Regions from separate parts of the Homo sapiens genome. Here region 2 is linked to region 1. The links are chromatin contacts, found by Hi-C or POLR2A ChIA-PET in ENCODE. All regions are on one chromosome and are shown on one strand. The core of a region is the stretch at or near the end of the contact, and the rest is flanking DNA. Distances in the headings are between cores, read along the strand shown. Region 1 has its middle 50 kb from the start of CWC15. Region 2 overlaps AMOTL1 (angiomotin like 1).

Evidence for each region. A loop is a pair of places that touch in the nucleus more often than their neighbours do. ChIA-PET counts read pairs that join two places held with the same protein, here RNA polymerase II (POLR2A). Pooled maps may share reads with other maps.
Region 2: a loop to region 1 is called in a map of endothelial cell of umbilical vein, with 2.5 times the contacts of the local background. The contact joins two enhancer-like sites. A Hi-C loop is called at or near these places in 3 of 168 maps with a recorded cell type or tissue (cardiac septum, endothelial cell of umbilical vein and heart left ventricle), 1 of 37 single-sample maps with no recorded cell type and 6 of 50 pooled maps. POLR2A ChIA-PET finds 5 or more read pairs at or near these places in 3 of 52 experiments (PC-3, Panc1 and RWPE1).

Annotation. Positions count from the first base shown.
Region 1 is chr11:94,920,036-94,927,857 of GRCh38, forward strand. No RefSeq gene overlaps it. Among named protein-coding and RNA genes, the nearest start is that of CWC15, 50 kb to the right of the region's middle. Within about 2 kb of position 4,781, at least 3 of the 41 ENCODE cell types and tissues checked have a DNase peak (open chromatin) inside an H3K27ac peak, as active enhancers do.
Region 2 is chr11:94,872,539-94,880,360 of GRCh38, forward strand. AMOTL1 (angiomotin like 1) reads left to right here. Exons shown (of 13, transcript NM_130847.3): 13 at 1-4,210. Among named protein-coding and RNA genes, the nearest start is that of CWC15, 97 kb to the right of the region's middle. RefSeq lists an enhancer at 3,886-4,397. Within about 2 kb of position 4,298, at least 15 of the 41 ENCODE cell types and tissues checked have a DNase peak (open chromatin) inside an H3K27ac peak, as active enhancers do.

The DNA of each region.
Region 1 (7,822 bases), core at 3,531-6,030:
GGCTCCCAAGGGCCATTTGCCAATGTCTGGATACATTTTTGATGGTCTTGACTTGGGATGAGGTTGCTACAGGGATGTTGCTGAACATCCTATAACACATAGAACAGCCCCCACAATAAAGAACTACACAACAAAGAAGCCACAGAATCCGCTTGTCAGACTGTCTCTTCTGCACTCCCCCTTTCAAGAAGACACACCAAGTTCCCATGATCACATACTCCCTTCCCCCGACCACACATGGCCTGGGCCCACTGAAGGCCCAGGAGGCTGGACATGAGGCAGTGAGGTGGAATACAAGGCCCCAAATGTCAACAGTGTTGAGGTTGAGATCTTATTATTGAGCATAAGGTCTATGACAATTAAACACATAGTTAAAATGAAGTATGAACAGTGTTATGGTGGAGGAAGTTCAAGACACTGTCTGATTCTATAATAAGGGAACTCAGTCTAGGAATTAGGGCAAGTCTCAGAGTAGAGGATGTTTGAACTGAATCCTCAATGATGAGTGGGTGTTAGTAATGCAAGGAAATCAGGGCTAAATATCAAGACAACAGGAATGTACAAATGCTTGAAGGACAAGCAGAACTCTTGCAAGGAATCAAGAAATTTTTAGTATGTCTGGAGCAGAAGTGGTGGTTGCAAAAGATAAGACATAGAAATTTTTGTAAGATGTTTAGTTAGTATGCAAAGATGTCTACCAGGCACATGCCCTGTTCTCATGCTGGTGAGTCTTCTGAACCAACAAATATCACTGTCCTTGAGGACGGGCTAGCCTAGACAAGTGAAGGATCTTGGCTTTAAGGGAAATGGGAAGCCAGGGAAAGGCTTTTATCTAGGAGATGACAGAGTAACATCAACATTTTGGAAAGCATGTAGAGGATGCGTTTGAGGGTAGCAAGAGCAAAGGCAGGAGGACCAGTTGGAGTTGTTACCGCAATCCAGGTAACAGATGAAGATGGCTGAATTAGGAGAGACACATGGATGTGAAGGAAAGACAGCTTCCAGAGACATGCAGTATACACATGTGCATGTGCATAAGTAGTTGTTATTACATTAAAATTCAAGAATGTAACTATTCATTTCCAGACTTTATGGCCACCCCACATTTAGAAAGTGATCATTGACAAGATTTGTTAATGAGCACTGACAATATTGACATCCCTTCTTTGTTCTATTTTCCGGCCCCAACTGTTTGCATGGGCTGAGAAAGCTACTTGAGACCTCTGACCATGGCTGAGGTTCTAAAAGACCTGAAGTTCATGTTCCCTTTTCCCATCCCCCTCACCCCTGCCCTAGATATTCCATGGAAAAGAGGAGAAGGCTCTGTGTTCCTGAACACTGTATGCCTCCCCCGAAGTCTGGGCTCTTCCTCTCCTCCAGGCATCTCTTCTTCCATGATCCAGCACAGGCGTACTCATTTCAAGGGGCCTGTCCTGCTGTCAGGGGCCAGGCACATAGAGGTTTGGAGACTATGATCACTCACTGGCAGATTATTGTTTTCTGGTCCCTTTATTTCAACAATGATGACTGATGTCATTATAGAAATCAGTCCTGATGTGAGTTTCCTATTGCTGCCACATCAAATGACCATAAACTTAGTAGCTTAAAATACCATGCACTTATTCCCTGGCAGTTCTGGAGGTCAGAAGTATAAAATCAAGGTGTCAGCAGGGCTGCCTTCCTTCTGGAGGCTCTAGGGGAGAACCCATTGCATTGACTTTTTCAACTTCTCGAGGCTATGGCCTCTGCCTCCACCGTCACATCTCTGTTTTCCTCAGCTTCCATTGACACATCACCTTCTCTGGCTCTGATCCTCCTGCCTTCTCCTTATAATGATCCTTGTGATTATGTTGAGCCATGGGTGTAACCTAGCATTAGCTCCCCATCTCAAGGTTCTCAATTACATCTGCAAAGTTCCCTTTGCCATATAAAGTAACATATTCATAGATTCCAGGGATTAGGACATAGACATCATTATTTAGCCTATCACAGGTCCCACACAGCTTGCTATATTGTTGTCCATTGTGGTGAGCACCACCCCCAACCCTTGCAGGTGAGTGAGCCCTATTGGTTCTTCTGGAAAGGCCAATCCCACCTCTCCACAGTCGCTCCCTGCATGGGCTCTCAGGATTGGATCTTTTGGTTCCCACTAGCCTGACCAAGTGTTTTCAGAAGGATGCTCTGAGTCAGGGTGACTAAATGAGGGACTTCTTGGCTCAGATCCACATTTGCCCCCAAGATTCTATACCTGTGTGTTGAGTTGGGCCGTACACTCCCCCTTCCACGCATCTATTCCAGATTATGGAAGAGGCTGGGATCTAGTATGTCTTCATGTGTTTAAAAAAAAAAAAAGCCTCTGACTTGAAATGATCAGTTATCCTTTTTTTAAAAAGGTGCCATTGTTGCCATGGTGACCAGAGGCTTGAAAGAGATCTCACCTCTTTTCCATTTCCCACCCCTCTGTGCATTTTCTTTGCAAATTACATTGCATTCATTTATGCATATCTCCGGGGTACTCTCCTACCTAAGGAAAATCTTCTTTCTGCTTTCTTTTTGTGGATATCTGTATGGCCAGCAAATCCAGCTCCCAGGAGTGACAGGGCACAGGTCGGCACATCTTGACCTGCCTCCTCCAGGCAGATAGAGAAGGAATCAGCTGATGTGCTCTCAATGAATAAATAAGCATCTTGCAGCCCTGTGTCTGCATGCTGTGGGTGTTAATGCCTGCATAGAGGAGGGACAGAGGGAGAGAGCAAGGGAGGACAACTGATGCAGAGCCCAGACAGAAACAGGAACCACCGAATCCGCTTGTCAGACTGTCTCTTCTGCACTTCTCCTTTCAAGAAGACACACCAAGTTCCCATGATCACATACTCCCTTCCCCTGACCACACATGGCCCAGGCCCACTGAAGGCCCAGGAGGCTGGACGCAAGGCAGTGAGGTGGAATACAAGATCTAGGAAGGAATGATCTGATTTTGTGTACCAGCTGTGTAACCTCAAGCAGAGCAATCTTCCAATCACAGCTTCCCCATCTGCCAGCTGGGAGCAAGACCTCACCCCACCCGCTTAGTGAGACTGTGGTGAGGGTCCAATCAGATCCTCAGTGTGAAGGTGCTTTCTGAATTCTGTGGGGTGGTAAACAAGCTGTGGCTGCTGCTACTGGAGACAGTGGCAATACTAAGAGTCACCTGCATATGTGGAGTTCTCTCCATGCGCCAGGCACTGGTGCTTTACATGCATTGTCTCATTTAACCTATCTGAAGCAGGTACAATTGGAGCCCCCCTCTTTTATTAGCTGAAGCAACCATGGCCAAGATCATGGGGTTAGTAAATGGCAGAGCCAGAAGCCATGCTCCAAATTTGGTCTGCAGAGACCCCTGAAATGTGGAGGGCAAACAAACCTAAGGCATTGCCCAAAGAATATTTCCACATAGACCAAAATAGAAGCTGAAAATAATGACTCTGGTAAGACTGAACTGAGGGGAGGGATACCCTCTAGTTCCAGGCAGACATGGGGGTTAATACAGCAAAGGGCCATGCAATGCAGGAATTCAGGGCTCTGGACTCATCCTATTGACTAGAGTTGGAGGGCAGCCTAGCAGGAAAAAGGGCACCCTCACCACGTATCAGAGGGTGTTGCTGGACTGAGGGCTGGGCCATGGTGGAGGACAGGTGCTCAAGCCTAGGGCAAGGATGCAAGGTCTGGATCCCGCTTAGCCCTGGCAATGGTGCGCATTCCACTGCCAGCTGCCCTCTGGCTGAAAGAGTTGGTGGAGGTAGAGGCATGCTGCAAACTTTGCGTGTATCTGTATTTTCTTCTGGACCTCTGGAATGGGCTGAGGACTAACACTCCCAGAGACTAGCCTGAACCACTGTTAGAAGAATTGACATGTGTGCCTTGGGCCAGGTTGCCCGGAAGCAGAGCCCAGTGCAGGGATTTGGGCCCACGTCATTTAATGAGGGAGTCTTCTCGGGTGAAACCCATAAGGGAGAGAGGCTAGGGAGAAGGACTAGGGTGGGGAATGAGAAAGGGCTGGGCAAAGATGTGATGTCAGGTGAAGTCTGTCCTCAGCCTGATGCAAAGGTCGGCTCTGGAGCATCAGCTGCACCGCAGAATTGTCCTTCCCCAACCCTAAGGCAAGAGGGCTGCCTTCGGTTTCCCACTTTAGTCGATTGTTGGCTGTCAGCCCCAAGTTGGGGGACTTCCTGAGCCTGGGCTTCTGCTGGACAGGGCAACGTTTTGTAGAATGAGGCAGCTGCAAGCTGTTAGCAGCCAGCACTCGCTGCAGGAGGGTGGGTGAATGGGATCTGGGACAGACATGACAGCATGCATGACAGAGATGGTGAAGAGAGTTGATGTAATTATGCCTGACAGGCTATACCAATCTAAAGTTTCTTAACATCCTCAAATCATGCACAGCCTGTTGCATCTTAAACACATTCAGTCACCTGTCACACACCCCCTGTAAAGGCCACACACGCTCTCACATGCATGTGAGCTTTAGCACCTGCGTTTAACCCATTTCCCATTTGCCCTGAGAATACTCTTGTCTCTAATCTTAATGTAACATTGTATACATTTCTGTTACATTAGGATTAGAGACAAGTTCTGTTTAGAAATAACTCCAAGAACAGTTTTTATATTTCATTTTCACTTCGAAAAATTAGTCAGATTTGCTTCAGCCTCAAAGAGCCTGTTTATGTAAAATTAAATTAGCACTGGCAGCGAGCTGCATTTTTTTTTTCTAAACAGGAAATGGGTTAAATAAGACCGTTTGGGGCCTATAAACATCCTAGGCAGCCCTGTGCAGGCAGAACAGAGGGCGACTCTGCAGCTACGCAGCTTTGTTCCTTGAGGTGTTATTATTCTCTTTCTTCATCCCCCTCCTTTCTTTTCCTTGCACTTTTCACTACTCATATGGATTTTCTTACCTTGCTTTATCCCACCATGGTGCCTAGGTGCCTTCAAGCTGAGACATCAGTCTTCTTCTGCCTTTGGACTTGGACTGCAACCCACATCATCAACTCTCCTGATTCTCAAGCCTTCACTCTCAGACCAGAACTATACCATTGGCCCTCCTGGCTCTCCAGCTTGCCAACTGCAGGTCTTGAACTTCTCAGCTCCCTGCCATATTACCCTGTTTTATCATCTCCATGGTACCTATTACCAGAAATTACCTGCTTTGTTTACTTGGTTATTGTCTCTCTCCTCTATCAAAGACAAAAAACAAACAACTAAAGAAATCAACTTCATTTAAGATATTGCAACAGGGAGAATACCCCAGAACCGAGGCCAGAGCACTGCTGTAGCAGTCCGTTTTCACACTGCTATAAAGAATTACCAGGGACTGGGTAATTTATAAAGGAAAGAGGTTTAATTGACTCACAGTTCCATATGGCTGGGGTGGCCTCAGGAAACTTATGATTATGGAGGAAGGTGAGAGGAGGCAGGCACCTTCTTCACAAGGCAGCAGGAGAGAGAAGAGCGAAGGAGGAACTTTCAAACACTTATAAAACCGTCAGATCTCGTGAGAACTCAGTCACTATCCTGAGAACAGCATGGGGAAACCACAACCATGATCTAATCACCTCCCTCCCTCAATACGTGGGGATTACAATTCGAGATGAGATTTGGGTGGGGACACAGAGCCAAACCATATCAATTGCAGAAGGTGGCTTTGCCTTAGGTTTTTATAGGGAGGAGTAGGTGGGTTACAGGTGGGGTGGTTTACAGATGAGATGATTTTGCCATCGAGGGAGGCTCTGTGAGCTGAACAGGAAATGCTTATCTCTGTGCCTAATTAGTTTCAGGGAGACAAACTCCTAGTCTCAGTTAATCATTCATGAGACAAAAAACAGGGAGTTGGAGGGTCTGTGTCTGGCCTTTCAGTAGATTTCATCTCACTGAGAGTCTTAAGGGAGTCATGAGAAAGAGTGGACAGCAAGTCTTAGCTAAGTGTGGGGAAGGTAGGAGGGAATTTCTTAACCATTGCTGTTTTCAGGGCTCTGGTTAAGTTAAATTGAAGACTGCTGTGCCCCAGCACTTAGTGAATGATTATATAGGACAGTTGAATGACACAAGTATACAGGATGTCAGCATGACAGGCGGCTAATACAATTTGAGGAGGAGACCAGATGAGGTAGAGTCAATACTAAAATGATTCCTGGAGGAGGTGAGCCCTACACAAGGCTGAAGAAGGTGGGTGTGTGCAGGGGTGGGTTTGAGTCCTTACAAATAGCTAAAGCCCTGCTGAGGTTGGTGGAGAGCCTGCTTTCTTGTTCAGTGTTTAGCAGCAAAGGGGGTGTCAGGCACCACATGCAGAGCTGGGCTTGCAGATCCCTCAAATGAACACACAGAGAGACCCTCAGGGGAAGCAGGATGCCATGACTGTGTAGTCACCTAGAACTGTGTTCTAAATCCAGCCCCAGCACTTCATGGCTGTGTGTGAGTTCTCACATTGCATCTGTCCCAGCCCTGAGCCTCAGTTTTCTCATTTCTGAAATGGAAATAAAGTTATCTTCCTTGTAGGGCTCATGCATATACTATATAATATAAAATATATGAAGTACTCAGCCCAGGGCCTAAAACAACAGAAGATCAGAAAATGAGAGTGTTCTCCCCAACACACATACACACCCCTCCTCCTGCTTTCCCCATAGGCAGGGCCACTGCTACACACAGACTCTCCTTCATCTTCTTCCCCACCCCCAACTCAAGATCCAGAGGCCAGAGGAGGGCACTGCCCTTGCAGGAGGAAGTGGGACGTCAGTGTGGGAACGGCCCCAGGGTGGAAAGGATTTCCTGAGTCTGGAGATGAGAAGCTGGTGACAGAGGAGATTTGGACCAGCTTCCTGACCCCCTAACCCCACTCCCCATGGGAGCTCCAGTTTCTCCACCCCGGCTATTTCTGGGAACCATGCCACCAAATATTTCTCCCTGCTTTCAAAGCCTCTGAATTAAAGTGTGCTAAACTACTGTGAACTAAGAACCCAGCTGGCTCCTTGTTTAAAGGTCATCTTAAAACCTTTAAAAGCAAAGAAATTTGACTTTCCTCTGAACACTGCGTCACTACTAATAATAACGCTCCTGGACAATTGTCTTGATGCCGTGCTTTTAAAAATGGCTTCACTGACCTAATCTCATGTGATTCTCACATAGCTCCACAAAGTAGCTGGGGCCTGTGTCACCAGCCACCATTTACAGATGAAAAAACCAAAGCTCAGAAAGTTTGTATCTTGCAGAGGTGCTCAGTGGCAGAAATGAAATCATTCCAGGGCTCATTCCCTCTGCACAGGACAGGACCCAGGCCCACACAGCCATGTGGCAGTGAGAGCCAAACACCTTTCTGGGTAGCTGCACTGCAAAGGGAGCCCAAACCTTGGAGGCAGACAGTGCAGGGATATTCAAGTCTCAGTATGATCTGTGCGACCCTAAACAAGATGCTGTGTAGGGCTCAGTGTTCTCTTTATAAAATGGGAACGATGGATGCCCCATGCCTATCTCTAAAAATCAAACAAGAAGATGCCAATGTGAGTGCTTTCAGAATGTGGCATGCCAGCTCTATCATGGGATGAGGATGGTTTGGGTTGTTGTTGAAGCCCTTATGAGTAACAGCTGCTTTGCTGGCTAGTTGGAGGATTGAATATATGCAGAGAGCCTGGTACAGAACCTGGCACACAGCAGGTACCCAGTAAATGGCAGTTATTTTCATTATATGCTGCAACGTGGTAACTGCCCATTTGGCTTCTAGTTTTATGTCCCCCAGGGCCGATTGGAGATCCTGATTATCAGCTGGAGACAGCCTGGTGTGGCCCTCACA
Region 2 (7,822 bases), core at 3,048-5,547, 48 kb before region 1:
AGGAAGACAAGAGGTGTAAGCTGGAGAGGGAAGGGAAGAAATCAGTGGCTTTGGCCAGCCTCTGTGCCACCCAGTACGACAGAGGAGTGGGAACTGGCCCTCTGGGGCTCTGCTTGGCCATAGGCACTGCACATTGTGCCACCTGCTCATCACCTCCTCTAGTCTCACACTGAGCATCGGAGTACCTGTTGTGCAGACAGGAAAACTGAGGAGCTCTGAGAGGCTGAGCATGGAGCTCACCCCATGCCATAGGGTGTGGGAAGAGGGCACAGGAGGCCTCATCCATGGGGGAAAGGGTTGAGGATGGACATGGGTGGGGAGAGGGCATAGACATCCCTTCCTAATCTCTGTTCCCACCACATTTCATAGGAGATGAGTTAGGAGATGACAGCTAACTCTCTTAAGGACATTTTGACCCCAGTTTATGTTGGGGATGGACCAGAAAGGAAAATGTCTAGAGATAGGAAGGTAAATCAACTCTGCCAGCCCCTACCATCAGGTCTGGGCCACCCCAAACTTGGGCTGCCTCCCTTAGACATAGGTTAGAGTGAGAGACCCAGCTGTTTCTCCCGAAGCCTCGTCTTCATGCCCCAGACACCTGATTGCCCCAATCAGGTGTCAGACTTGCTTGCTCTTCGAGGTCCCCCTGAGCTGCCAAGTGTTTTCATTGTAAACAGACACATCGCCATGTTTCAGGGCTTCAACGGCATTGTATTTTGGACTTTGACCGTATTTTTTTTCTCTTAACCTACTGAGACTCTTCCTTAAGAACAGGATCTATAGCTTTAAAATGTCTTCTTCTATGGGAAATTTCCTGCCAAGCCAGGGCACTAAATTCTTTCATCATTAGAGCTTTCCTGAAGTCCGGCCATATACTGAGTACCTGCTCTGAGTTCTGGGCAGCTTACAATATCTTAAACAGATTTTCAGAAAAATAATGCAACTATATTTTCTAGTGTCAACTGTATGCAAACAGTGTGGTAAATACCTTTTAATTAGTCCTCCACCCACCTGGAGTACAGGGGGTGCGTTTATTATTCTGATTTCACTGATGAGGAAATGGGCTCAGAAAGGTTAAGTCCCTTCCTGAAATCTCACAGCCAGGAGAAGCTAGGATGATTTAAAACAAAGTTTGGAGAGGCACTGGGCATAGACCCTGGCTGTACAGCCTCTAACATGCGGCACTGCATCTTGGCAGTCTCTATGCCTGTCTGTGATGTGTGTGTGCACGTGTAACTACACACACACACACACACACACACACACACACACACAGCTATCACACATCTCAGAGCCTAAGAAATAGGACTAAGCCCAGAACTCCTAGAATCACCTATAAATGCTAGGCATAGATGGAAATTATTGTGTTCCACCAGAAGCACAGCTCCAAACTATACCTAAAAAATATTTCTGCACTTCCCAGAGACCTGGACTTCAAACTTTCCCAGTGGAGCCTGATTATAGAACTTGAGGGTCCTATCTCAGGATGAAGGGGAGAGGCCCTGGCTTCACGGGAAGGTATTCCAGCATTGTTCTGCTTCACCCTTGACTGCGTTGTCTGGCAGTTTCTGTGTGCTGCCAGGATATTATATGGAACTGGAGAAGTTGGAGTCAGGTCTCTGAAGCTAGAGTTTCACTAATTAGATGCCTCTGTACATGAGAACTATTACTGTCTGCAGGTCCATATAGCTAAGCTGCCAGGAAAAACACATTATCTTCCAAAACTTTCAGAGCATGTGCAGAACCCTTTCTTAGCGTTTTCTTCTCAGCATTTTCTCTGCCTCCCAGAGGCTGGCAGCCAGTGACACTGCAGAGTTCAGCATGTTCTAACCATGCACGCAGGGCAGGGGCTGCCTTGGCCCTCCTCAGGCTTTCGTTGGGAGAGCAGGCAGTGGTGGAGCCCTTCTGGGTGCAGTCCTCTGGGGTTGCTCTTTGGAACTCATGTATGAGTTTGACTCCACAAGGCTTGGCATGGATACCAAAACAGTTGCAACAAATTAGTTCTGAACCTGGAACAGAGAATTCAGTGCTTCTGTTACTCAGGAAGGAGGTGTTCAGAATGCCCCGTGCAGAGCAGCCAGTCATTACTCTTGTTTGTTCTCACCTGGGTGCGCACCCTCATGATGCAGTGGCTGTAGCACCTTCATGCCAGGTGCTGAGAGAATGGGAAATTCTTCCTCCCCATTGACCTGAGTCCCAGAGACTTAGGGACACAGACTTCAGGTGAGGCTGCGGACCTCAGAAGCAGTGGATAATAGATTGGGGCATTAAAAGCTTTTGAGGCAGGGGGCTCATGTTTTGACTGCAGGGAGTTATGCTGAGCAAAGAGATGTGTTTTTCAAAACCAGGGTTCAAAACCAGTGTCCACGCTGGAGTAAGTGGAGCATGCTTCTCTGTGTTCTCTGAATGATCTTGCACTCCTCTTAAGCAAAGGAGTACCATGACCATAGTCAGTGGGATCCCACAAATGTTCTTAAATGGGTAAGGCTTTAAGTAGCCAGAGAGTATCCAGCCTACCATTGGCTTCTCCACATCCTAAAACCTGAGACAGCCTTGGTATATGCTTTATAAATGTTTCTTTTCTTGTTGTTTAAGTAATTAAAGTGTTTAAAATGTCTTCATTAGATGTGACGATTGTTTAATGAGTTTGCCTCTGACGTGTGGCTCCATGGGAGATAGGCAAAGTAATTAAGAAGTTACCAGAAATTGGTCGGCTGGGGAAATGCAAAAGTTAGCATTTCAGTAGTGAATTTCTCCTGGAACAAATGAGCAATTTTTCCTCTTTCTCTTAAGTAGTATACCCTTTTCTCACTTAGTAATTTAATGGTATATAAAGACATGTGTATAAGTGAGTGCATACATATGAGGTATGACTATAGGGTTGTTTGTGGGAATTTCTTTTCCTAACATACAGAAGATCAAAGTGTTCATCTCACCCCGCCCTCCTTAAAAGGTGTCTTTTGGGAGACTATGTGCTCATTGACTATAGTGCTGCCAAGTAAAAATATCTTGGGAACTCTTCTACTAGAATGGCCTTCAGGGCTTGGCATGTTCCTTTGGTTTACCCTTAGAGATGAGAAATCCTCCTCCTTTGAGGATGGATTTAAGTTCTGGAAATAATCTCAAGTGCTTGATAGCACAGTTGGATGAAAAAAGATGGCAATTAAGGTAAGTTACACCATTTTTGTTTCTAAAAAAATCCCTAAGAAATTTCTTGGAATGAGTCTTTGGCCTCAGAGCCTCTCAAAGTGTCCACTTCAAGGGGGGATCATCCTCATTAGCACACAGATTTTTAAAAATCAATTCTCTTGCCATGCCTCCTATGTGTTCACATCTCTGCATACACTACAGATATAAGTGCATAATCATTCATATAAACATCTGGTAGGTATTCTGTAAAACTGTGTTTACTTTAGTGCATGTTATTGTCATGTTATGATGTGACTGGGGTGTTTCTTTGTCATGAAACTTTGCTTCTTCACAGAATTAGAATACTGCTCTCTCTATATTGAACTACATATACAGCGTTTTCTTGTATCAGCCCCCAAAGTCTGGATGCCCGGTGTTGTGTTTACATGTGATTGTGCCTAGGAGTCTGTTCACATAGAGACACCTGTAAGTATTTATTACAAAACGGAATGTAAGCAAATATATCCACATTGGTTTTATTTGAATCAAGGTGTTTTTTTGTTTTTTGTTTTTTTTCCTTTTGAGGAGGAACAGGGAGCCTCCTCCTCCATGAGCACTTACAGAATTGTGTAAAATTCTGTGAAACAGTGGTAAGCATGGGCACCCGATTTCAGCTGTCCTGCTGCCGCTGCCCTCCAACCTGCTCTGTGTGTGTGTGTCGCTGTGCTTGGTGGCAGTGTGCCGTGCTCGTGCCGGCTCTTCCCAGCAGACTGGTATCTGGCTGTAACGTTTGACGTCTTCATATTGCCAGTCTGTATTGAGGGGTGATGTACATGGCCATACAGCCAAATGGGTCTGTGTACCAGTGTGGGGATTCCAAGAACACTGCCTGTCCCCCACAGCAAATATTGATGCTGTTGGTCAGCCAAAGATTTTCCTCTCCTTTGCTGCTTAAACTTGTGCCTTAATATTGTACATAATAAATGGATAAAATGGCAAAATGACTCTTTTCTCTCGCTTGCTCCTTTCTTCCTTAAAGAACTTATAAACTGATGCTCAATAAATGTTTCATTTCATTGTACCCCACTTAATGTTTTGCTTCAGAGGCCCTCGGCTCCCCCCTTGTGGGCCTCACGCTGACACCAACACGCAGCTCTTGACTCTGAGGAGGAAATGAATCATCCAGACCATCGCAGCTTGCAGCCCGCCCACTCCTGGCTCCTCCAGACAAATAAGGAGAAAGGAAACGCAGGGAGACTGTGTGCCTGGGTGTCCACTTTGATCACATGTGAGTGTCCACTTTTGAGGTTCCTTAGTTCAGAGCCTGCAAATGATCACTGTAAACTGGCTCTGTCTCAGGAATTCACCCAGGCAGCCTGGAGTCAGCCATGGCTCTCTGAGCCTGAGGATGGAAATGGGAGATGGGAGCTGTTTTGTCAGTGTCTTGGGGTCACAGGAGAAGAAAGCGGGACTTTGGTGGGAAGGAGTCACACGGTAAATGGGCGAAATCCAGGCCAGGAGCCTCAGAGACTGAAGCAGAACAGAGTAAGACTCATGAGAATCTCCACATGAAGGCCCCTCCCCTGGGATCACTGTGTTTAAGAGAGAGTGGTTCCTGCTGTTTATTCTCTGGTCATGCCTTTTCAGCGAAAGCCTGTCTCCTCACCCACCCCCAGCCCTAGCATAGGAAAAGCTTCCTTGATGTGAGCTCTGGGGGAGTGTGAAGGATGCATCTCTAGCCCCCGAGTAATCATCAGTGTGATTTATATGCATTATCTTCTTCAGTCACAACAACCTCGTCATCATCCCCACTTTAAACCCCAGGAGACTGAAACTCAAACAACCCTGGGCAAGTAATGTGCAAAAGATGGCAGGGTGGGGATTTGAACCCAGGTCTACCTGTTGCAGAGTCAAGGGACTTGCATGTGCAAGTTGGGTGGATGCTGGGAGGCAGGAGGCTCATGCTCCTGTCTGCCTGGCTTCTTGTCTGTCCTGCTTCTACCCCGAGGACTCCTCTGCAGGGAGCGCCATCTGTGTGCGTGTGCAAATATGACTCAATTCACGTAAAGATGCACTCTTGCAGCTCCCCAGTCTCTACCTGTCAGGATGACTCCAGGAAGACAGCTGGAGTACTGCATTTGTGTTTAGGGTTTGTATGACCCTTCCGAGTTGTCACCTTCCCACGCTGATCCCACATGTGTACATCATGCGAGCCACCCCCTGAGCTCTGACCTTTCTCTTGGCCCCTTGTACACCCCAGGAGAGAAGTTCTCAATCCCAGCAGTTCTTTGTAGTCATTCCAAGTGGTACACGTCTGTGCCCTGAAGGAACACTGGCCTCCATTCTGACATCTGGGCTGGGGCCTCAGGAACCACAAGAGATAGCAATGTGTTTTAAGTTGCGCAGGCCCATCGTGATAAGGAATTAGGTCACAAATGGGAAATAAATCAGAAGCAATGAAATTCCTTTCTTAAAGTTCTGTGTTGTCAAAATAAAAGAAGCTTTCTGTCATAAAAAAATGTCATTATGGTTTACTGTTTCTGTTGCCTTTTTATCAAGCATGACAGGGTATCTTTGATGTGCTTCCTTTATCTGCCTCTGTTCCTGGCAGGTAGACATCCCGAGACCATTCCAAGTGAGCCAGGACTCCCTCTCTTGGTGAGTCTATCATCCTCAAAGTTCCTCTCTTTTTAGAATATTGAGAGATATATAGGTAATTTTTTAAATTGAATCTGGAGTTTATGGGAACCTGGGAAGCCCTCCATATCTGATGTGGAGTTCTATCAAAGGGTAACTCTCCCCAAGTTTTTGGAGACTCATAATGTGTATACAGATAATATAAGGATCATAGACTACATCGTTGAGTGCTTTGGAGTATAGTAATATGAATTATAGTCCTATTGTTAGAAACTAACAGTGCCTAACTTTGTGTCCTGATGGGTTTTGCCTCTCTGAATGTGCAAGGGAGGCAGGATCTAAGTTTTATTGAATTGGCTTTGGAATAATATTTCATCTTAAGAACCCCAGAGGTAGGTATTATGGGACATTATTACCCCTGCACGTCAAATGAGGAAACAGACTCAAGAGAAGTGAGGTGTGCACTTGGGCTCTGCAGTAGAAGCCAGGCCTGCTCATTTCTAAAGCTTTTGTTCTCTCTCTGCACTGAATTGTTGCCTTTGACTTTAGTTGTGTGTTTTTGTTTTTTTTTATGGTTTGCTTGTGTTTGTTTTTAATCGCTCTAAAGAGAATTGGTAAGCAGATGGCTAACTGAAAAAACATTATTGAGGCCCTTGTTGGAAATGTGACTTTTTTTTCGGCCAAAGTCATATACCGGACAGAAAGTCTGGATCAGTAGCTCTGGTCCGTGAGATGTATACTTAATCTTTACCTGCTAGATTTTGTTTACTAACATTCACCTGGTAGGTAGCATGGTGGAGAAGGGACCAACAGGCAGAAGCTGTGTCAGGTCTGCACAGGGGCTGGGGACCTGCTCTTGGTTTTCCCCAGGTACCTTGTGAAGCCACAGAACTTGTGGCCCAGGAGTGCTGAGTGTAAAATGGAAGTGTCTGTGAGTCTAATGAAATTCTTGATTGTACCTGACAGGCATCTATGCCTGGTTTCCCGATCACCTGAACCTTGGTGCCTTCCCTTCCATATACATGGCTCTGCTTCTGCCCCATCTACTCAGTCATCTCTGCTAGGGTCCCCAGTCACCTTGGGCTCCTCCCCCACTCTCTCCTTTAGCTAGTTGGTCACCTGTTCCTGCCTACTTCACCCTCCCATGTTGCTTCTGTACTTTTATTTTCTCCATCCCCATGGCCTTAGTTCAAGACTTCATCTCTCTCATGGACAATTACAGTAGCCTTCTGCCTACTGTCTCATCCTACTCTATTCTTGACAAGGACACCAGAGAAACAAGAGTAATAATGACATTGATTCATTGTCATTATGCACCCAACCTCCCGTGAGCCTTTCCCATATTAGCACATTGAATTCTTACAATCACTGTTATTATAGTTCCATTGTACTGATGGAGAAACTAAGAAGTAGGGAATTTAAGCCTCTTGCCCAAAGTCCTAGAGCTTGTGAGTGCAGGGCTGGGATCCAAGCCCAGATAGACTGGCTCCAGAGCCTCCAGACCACACTGTTCTTCCCCAACCCGAGTTTCTAGAGGGATGTCTGATAATGTCACTCTTTTGAGGGAAATTGCCACAGCACTATTAGCCCCCTGTGGCCTTCAGGATAAAGCTGTGGCATTCATGCCCTGCACAGTCTGACCCCTGCCCTCTTCCCTGACTAGTTTCTCTCCACTTCCCTTTCCACCCCTACCTTCAAGTTGCTCTAGGAACCACACTGTGTCCATAATCTACTTTGTGTGTTTCCATTTCTGCACCTATCCGTGGGGTCCCTGGGATTGGGATGCCTCTGGGATTGCGATGTCCATCTGTCCAATCTAACTCATTCTTCAAGGTGAGGCTCAAATGTCACTTTTCTCAGGAAGGTATTTCCCGTCACCAGGGTCAAAATTAATTGCTCCTCTTCCATTATTAGCTGAGTCACCTGGAGAAAGTTGTTGAACTTCTGAAAACTTCTTCTTTGCAAGATGTCATGGAGCAAGTACCATGTCTGTTTTTTCATTAATGTGAATCAGGCACCTAATGCAGTTGCTGGCATACCACAGGTGCTTGAGTGT